2 separate regions of the Homo sapiens genome follow, and region 1 is linked to region 2. A link is a contact called in ENCODE Hi-C data. All regions are on one chromosome and are shown on one strand. Each heading gives the region's core, a stretch centred on a gene start or an enhancer-like site at or near the end of the contact. The rest is flanking DNA. Distances are from core to core; before and after follow the strand shown.

Region 1 (3,828 bases), core at 1,082-3,581, 1.1 Mb after region 2:
AACTCCATGAGGAGAACCCCTTTACCATAAATCCACATGCCTCCCACCCCCACAGTTTGGTCACTTTCTTTGGGAAGGGATGGGGGAAGTTTATAAATGCTTCCTTCACTAGCACCCATGCATGCATTCATTCATTTGACAAACGTTGTATTGAGCACCTAGTATGGACTTGGGCCAGGTGTAGGAGATTCAAAGGTACATCCCTCCCCTCAGCTTTCCTCCCCACTGCCTTTTTTTTTTTTTTTTTTTGAGACGGAGTCTTGCTCTGTCGCCCAGGCTGGAGTGGAGTGGCGCCATCTCGGCTCACTGCAACCTCCGCCTTCTGGGTTCAAGCTATTCTCCTGCCTCAGCCTCCCGAGTAGGTGGGACTACAGGCGCCCGCCACCATGCCCGGTTAATTTTTGTATTTTTAGTAGAGATGAGGTTTCACCATATTGGCCAGGCTGGTCTCGAACTCCTGACCTTGTGATCCGCCCGCCTTGGCTTCCCAAAGTGCTGGGATTACAGGCGTGAGCCACCGTGCCCGCCCCCCCCGGCTCTGGTTTTTTTTTTTTTTTTTTTTTTTAGACAGAGTCTCCCTCTGTCGCCCAGGCTGGAGTGCAGCGGCGCCATCTTGGCTCACTGCAACCTCCACCTCCTGGGTTCAAGCAATTCTCCTGCCTCAGCCTCCCGAGTAGCTGGGACTACAGGCACACGCCACTACGCCCGGCTAATTTTTGTATTTTTAGTAGAGACGGGGTTTCACCAGACGGGGTTTCACTGTGTTGAGCAGGATGGTCTCGATCTCCTGACCTCATGATCCTACCGCCTCGGCCTCCCAAAGTGCTGGGATGACAGCCGTGAGCCACCGCGCCCGGCCCTGCATGCCCTTTATGACATACCTTTTAGGCCAGGCGCGGTGGCTCATGCCTGTCATCCCAGCACTTTGGGAGGCCGAGGCGGGCAGATCACCTGAGGTCAGGAGATCGAGACCAGCCTGCCCAACATGGTGAAACCCCGTCTCTACTAAAAATACAAAAATTAGCCGGGCGTAGTGGCAGGCGCCTGCAGTCCCAGCTACTCTGGAGGCTGAGGCAGGATAATCACTTGAACCCGGGAGGCGGAGGTTGCAGTGAGCCGAGATGGCACTGCTGCACTCCAGCCTGGGCGACAAGAGCAAAAACTCCATCAAAAAAAAAAAAAAAAAAAAAAGATATACCTTTTTGATCTCAAGAAAGTCACAGTTCAAATAGGGAAACAATACACAATTAACTATTTTACTAAGTACTTGTGCAATTTTAGAGCCATATGTGAAAGTCTTAAGAAAACACAGAAGCAGCCTGGGGTGCGGTGGGTCCTGCCTGTAATCCCAGCACCTTGAGAGGCTGAGGCAGGATGATCGCTTGGGCCCAGGAGTTCAAGACCAGCCTGGGCGACATAGCAAGACCCCATTTCTACAAAAGTAAAAAAAAAAAAAAATAGGTGGGCATGGTGGTGCTTGCTTGTAGTTCCAGCTACTCAGGAAGGAGGCTGAGGCAGGAGGATCGCTTGAGCCCAGGAAGTCAAGGTTGCAAAGTTGCAAGGTTGCAGTGAGTTATGATTGTGCCACTGCAGCCTGAGTGACATAGCGAGACCCTGTGAAAGAAAAAGAAAGAAAGAAAGAAAGAAAGAAAGAAAGAAAGAAAGAAAGAAAGAAAGAAAGAAAGAAAGAGCACAGAAGAGGATTGGGAGGTTATGGGGTACAATTCTTGAGGGGGTGACCCTGGCCAGGCGATGAGAGGGCGGTAGGAAGGGTGATGAGGGGAGAAGAGGATTTAGAAATACAAATTTCAGGGTCTTCTTGTGTCAGCGGGAATTTCTGTCCCTCACAACTTTCATCATAAGATAAATCTAATGTTCAACTAGAGATCTCTCCCGCGCCTTGAACTTGCAAATTTATGAATCAGGGGCAAAAAAAACCCGGATACCGAGCCTGGCCTCCCACCAGCTAGAGAACCCACCAAGTTCCAGGAGGGGCGGGGCCGAGGGCGGTCCGTGCCACAGCTGTGGGCGGGGTTGTCCGTGCTTGCGCCAGAGCCGGCCCGCCCCGCCGCCAGGGGCTGTCGCAGGAGCCAGGCGTGGATTGGTATGTGGGTATGTCGGCCTCTCTTCATAGGCCGCGCAGGATTGCTCGAGAGGCTTTGATTGGCTCAACAGGCGCTGAGCGTTCATTGGCTGCGCTGGGTCGTCAGGGCGACGAAAAAGGGGAAGGGGTGCTGGGCCTGGCGGGCAAACTAAGGCTGCGGACCGTTGGGCGGTTCCGCGGGGCGTTGTCCGGAGAGCTGCGAGGCCGGGGTTCCCAGGGTTCACGCCACACTCTAGGAAGTGCCTGAGCTAGTGAGCTGGCCAACGAGCTCCGCGGGCTGGGACCATGGGCTGCTTCTTCTCCAAGAGACGGAAGGCTGACAAGGAGTCGCGGCCCGAGAACGAGGAGGAGCGGCCAAAGCAGTACAGCTGGGATCAGCGCGAGAAGGTAATGAAAGTCGTGTAGCCGCCGTCTCAGCCTCCCTGAGCCGCTCCGCCAGGTCCCTTACGGCCCGGGACCGCTGAGGGGGCCGACCCAACTGCTGCCGCACTCTCTTGAACGCGGATAGCTGAAGTCGGGGTGCACGACTTTTTTGGGGAGCGGGGACGTGAAGTACAGCGCTAGAGAGGCCGCCCAGAGGGCTGTGGAGCTCCGGAAGGAGCCTTAGGAGTTTGTTGTCGTGGTAGACAGACTCCCCCGGGAGCTTTCTCTGACTCCGAACCCTGCCTTGCTCTGACTTCCTGTTGGAGATGATCGATTCGAGAGAGGGAAAGAGCCGAGAACGCCCTGAATCTCAAATCACCTCGTTTCACCCACCGGCAGCGTCAAGCGGGGTTTTGTCCAGTCGTCGAGTTACGTATATGGGACCGATTCTCATCTCTTCCGGGGCTTAATGTTCTGTGGCTGTTTTCTCTTTTGTCTGCCCTCCCCGGCAAATCTCTTTGGTGCCTCATGATATATTTCACTGCTGAATTTTCTCAATTACCAAGTGGACTGTTTAATGTACAGCTTTACTCCCCCTCCTCTTCCAGTTATCCGAAAGAAATAATGAATATCGCATCAGTCTTGGAATGTGTATTAAGACTGTAAGGTGAAAATAAGCGGCATAAACCAGGCAGTATTTTACTGCTGGTTTAAATGAATGAAAACGCCCTTATTTTTATTTTTGTATATAGCCAGAAACGAAAAACCTTTGAAAACCTCCATTAGTCTTACACAAAACACACTCGGTCATACATTTCATAATAGTTCCTCTTTCTACATAGTTCTCCATTTGTGCTTACTAAACTACTTTGATGGACTTATCAATTATTTCTCCCAAACAAAATGAGAGATTTTTCAAATGGGTATTATGAACAGTTAACTCTTTGCTTAAGGCAACATATCTTTACCCAAGATTACTTTATAATAAATGTATTAACGTTTTGGAATCACAGACCTTTCTGCATGATTTCCAATCCCCAGCAGAATGTATTCAGGTAAGCTCTGGTCTCTAAGAGTCAGAGTTAGGAAATTGAAAGCTTTTTGCAGCTTTTCTCAGCCCCGTCTTTCTGCCCCTACTTCTCATACACACCCTTCTTGGGTCACATGGTACCTTTATTCTCTGTTAGTCATACTCGATAGTAGCATTTTATAATGTAGGGGAAGAAAGTACTATGCTTTCTATTTCACAAGAAGATTGCACCTGCCATTTAAAGTTATCTGATGGGCGGTTTTTAAAAGATATTGTTTTCCTCAGCCTTTGGCTTTCTAACAATGTTCTTTTAGCTTGAATTGTCTGCCTT
Region 2 (4,115 bases), core at 387-2,886:
GGCTTAAAAAGAAAGAAATAATTATTATTTCCTATATTACCCAAAACTTATTCTGTTAATAACAGTTATAATTATATATTCAAATTAATAAATGAAGATTGCTAAAATTGCCTATATACTTGTTAGCAGTTAAAGAAGAAAAATTTTTTCCATTTGCTTCTATAAGTAGACATCACATGATTACTTCTATTGACCAATAAGAAACTAGTAAAATCAGGCAGTCACCCACCATTCTTTTCTAATGTTCTTTTTCTTATTCTATTCAACCTTTTCAGTATATTCTTAAGAAGCCAAATCAAGAAATTAGACATTCATGCCTAAAATAAAATTGCGTTACCTTATACATCATGAACAGGAACCTGTTGTATATAACACGGGTATTCAAAGCTTTATTGTCTTTTTCTAGAACCCTTTAACATAAAGGCAGCTCAGATTCAAGATTAGAAAACTGAATTCAACAGGCAGGAACACGCATACGAAACCAGTAAGAACTACTAATCACGACCTCTCAAAATGTCATGAACCATATAGATAGAAATAACCCCCCTTTTGCTGTACTAATGTAATCCAATAGAACAAACTTAAAATTCGTGACACAAATGTAAGAAACAAAAAACAAAAATCTATTGCCATTGTAATCTACCCTTCCCAATCAGGAGAGGTGTTTCCGACGCATTACTTGAACTTTCATTTTGTACAACTTTCATCTTGTAAGGTTCTAACTAAATACTTGACATCTTAATGCAGAGGAAAGGAAAGGAGGGCAAGTAGACTAATTCTGAAAGCATCCCTTCAAATTTCATACATGCTATTCAGACTAAATGGAAATCTACATCCATGGAAAGTTAATGTCGCAATTCTACTAAACAGCCCATTCTGATTTTATGTTTCTCCTCCACTAACAAGAAAAAATAAAACAACCAAATCTAGCTGTATTACATATGTTTAGCTAAACTGATAGCACTCAGCTCATTTTTGTTAATTACCTGGCTTCTTCTCAGTCTTTATGCGGTATTCTCGTGCTGCTCTTTTTTAGAACTCCTCACTGTTTATGTGTTCTCTGTTCAACACAGTTGTTAGGGGTCTGTGAACAATTTTTCAATTCCCACACACGCATATGATATCTATTAGGGAGCAATGCCACTTTTCACTTACCAATTCTGGATAAAGGAGTATTTCCTGGTGACAGAATGCTGCTGCTTCCGTTCACTAAAACTCCCTCTTCGCAGCTTGATAAATCTGATTATAAAACGTCTTTGTTCCAGATCACACGAGGCGCTTTTCCTACAAAAGTTTTCTAAAGAGTTATCTGCATTTCATTCCTGTGACAAAACAAATCAGAACAAGGGGGGTGGGGGGGGGAACAGGGAATAAGTCCACACAAGTTCCTGGCAAAGATTTTAAGCTGCATTTTTCTGAGTTTAATCAGTAACCTATATTAAAGTGACAGTTACCAGTTCAGGAAGCCTAGAGTTTGATCAAGTCGGTCACAACCACTTTGAGAGTCTTCCACTGGTGTGCGGACTCCAAGAAAGCAGTCACTTGGTCATCTATCACATGTGGCTGAATCACTGGACAGACCACCCCCGCCCCACACACCCCCAGCCCCCGTTGAGCAGCAGCCCAGGCAGGAGAGTGGCCGGACGCCCGACCCAAGACCTCTTATAGGGACCCGCCAATTAGCTGCTGACCAATCGCAGCCAGCACCTAGTACCTAAGTCACATGATAGGGCAGTCCCTATGACTGCAGGATTTCTGAATTACTGGGGTTACACAAAGGACACTCATTCAGGAAAAGAGAAAAAAAGCCATAAGCCGAAACAGAAAACGCCCAGGCTGCGACAACTACGGCTTTAAAACAGGGAACACCCCAGCCTCACACAGACAGAGAAAGAGCCACAACCAAGCCAGGATGAAAATCAGAAGAATGTCTGGCACATATTAAAAAATAATCCCAAAGCAGACGCTGAGTTTACAAACCCACTTCAGCTATAAATCTACTCCTCCTTCCCCTTCCTCTATAGTCTCCAATAATTTTACATTCTAAACTTTTTTATTTTAAAAAGCTCCAGTGAGCCTCTGCAAAACCGCTGTAAGAAAATGTGCGAGACACATGAGCCTCTCTTCCCATCCCCTCAAAATACCCCTGAAGGAGATTCAAATTGGCCATGAAAAGATTCCTAAGTGAAATACATTTCTTTTAAAATAGTTAAATAAATTAAGTGAAATTAAACATTGCCAGAACAGATTCGTATGGTAACTAACAAATCATCTCTCTCTCAATCATTTTAAACTGTACACATCAAGGACACTCTTGTTAAGTAAACGAGCCCACTTTGTGAACTAGATACCCATTTATTTTTATTTGAATGCCCCCAATTTGTCTCTTAAACACCTTTTATGTTTAGGAAGAAATTCAACTGCGAACACCCCTACCATTGCTCCGACCTCCAAAAATGGTACTTACAAATGTTCCTTGTTTGGATCTGTCGACTTCTTCTCCCCTCCCCCGACATTTGGAGTCAAAATATGGGCTCAACCTCATCCTTCAAACCTAAAGGCCCTATTTTGATCGTGCAAGACTGCAACAGCTCCTTCTCCCAGGCAAGCCCAGAACACTGTGCCGCTTGCCATTCCCAATTTATGGAAGGAAGTGTATGTCAAACAAACCAGGTGATGACTCAGACTGCCTCCTCCAGCCACGTTTTCCCTAGAATGGGAGGGTAGTTTAAGTGCAGCCCATTTGGATGTGACTCAGTTTTATTAGACTGGTGGCTGTAGCTAAGCTGACAAGCTCACATTTTTTTTAAATAACTTGTACATTTAGAGATCAGGACGCACATTCCAACTGGTTTCAAGAATTGAATCATGTAAACAGGAGAGATGCAAGATTATTTTTAAGGTATGGCAACGCTCTGGCTCTGTTCCCTAATATTTTAAATTTCAGAACTGTGCACTGAAATTTTTACAATGGAGGCAACCAAACGTTTTAATTCACACAAGAGTAGCAAACAGGTTTTCTACATTTAGGTTTACTTGAGGTCTTTACCATGAGGGACTTGGACTCCTTCCATCCTGAAGATTCAAGTCTCTAAGTCTGGGGCCCGCGCGGCGGGTTCTTCAGGAAGTGGTTGGGAGCATGAGAGCCATGTTGCAGCTTTCACTTTTGCATTTACTGCAATTCACACTCTAAGCTGAGCTAGTCACACACAGCACACACGTAATACAATCACATCACCAAAAAATCTGTACAGTCCTTTAGTCTCGACCTGCCTAAAAGCTGTGAAATAAAAACTTGAAAACCACCAGTGAAAATTCCAATTAAATATACTGACATGCCCTAGTAGTCTTCCTCTTCAGTAAAAACTTCACTACCAAGATGGGAGTGGCATTACATGGAGTAAATTGTTCCCAGGTATTATGTAGACAGGAAGAATACAGTAATAAGAAGGGCAATTCCCCACATGAAAAATCTGGAAGGCTTGGGCTGAGCAATTTAACTACAGTTATCTCTTTTCAGCATACTTCCTTTAACCTTCAGCAAAGTCAGCAACTGCTCTGACTAAGGCTTGGCATTTATTGTTGATTATGCCTTGATGGATAACTAGTTTTATTACAATACAGGAAATACATCCAACATTTGAAACACAGAAAAATGTTCAGATGTCTAATTTTCAGATTGGTAGATGAGAGCACAGAAAAGGTATACACACTGAAACCATGTATAACAGTTAATTCAGGAGTTGATTATTCACTTTATAAAAAGACTTCCTGCAGGGTTTTACTGGAATAAACACTACATTCAATTTACATACAGAATTAATTTTCAGAAATTAAAATCACACGAAACTATTTCGAGAGCACTTCCAAATTACACTTTTGAATTCTACTTTAACCATGTGTATGTATTTCTCAGTTATTAAAACTTATTCATACTTCAGTAGTAATGTATTAAGTTTTATTGGCTTAAAGACAGTTACCTTGCTAAGATACAGAACATAAAGTCTATAATTATATGGCTTTCAGTGGAAATAAACACAGGCTATGAAAATAGAATGTGAATAAAATGGAACATCTAAAACTCTGGCATCTAAAAGGACCTATGACATCTCTGA

What was found. A loop is a pair of places that touch in the nucleus more often than their neighbours do. Pooled maps may share reads with other maps.
Region 1: a map of CD14-positive monocyte shows a loop between it and region 2 (6-fold over the local background). The contact joins the promoter of RP2 here to the promoter of MIR222HG in region 2. A Hi-C loop is called at or near these places in 2 of 168 maps with a recorded cell type or tissue (CD14-positive monocyte and CD8-positive, alpha-beta T cell), 2 of 37 single-sample maps with no recorded cell type and 7 of 50 pooled maps.

The regions. Positions count from the first base shown.
Region 1 is chrX:46,834,712-46,838,539 of GRCh38, forward strand. RP2 (RP2 activator of ARL3 GTPase) reads left to right here and starts at 2,332. Exons shown (of 5, transcript NM_006915.3): 1 at 2,332-2,491. The coding sequence starts at 2,390. RefSeq lists a silencer at 1,934-2,013 and an enhancer at 2,324-2,463.
Region 2 is chrX:45,768,631-45,772,745 of GRCh38, forward strand. It overlaps MIR222HG (miR222/221 cluster host gene), which reads right to left and starts at 1,637. Exons shown (of 2, transcript NR_170290.1): 1 at 1,455-1,637; 2 at 1-1,322.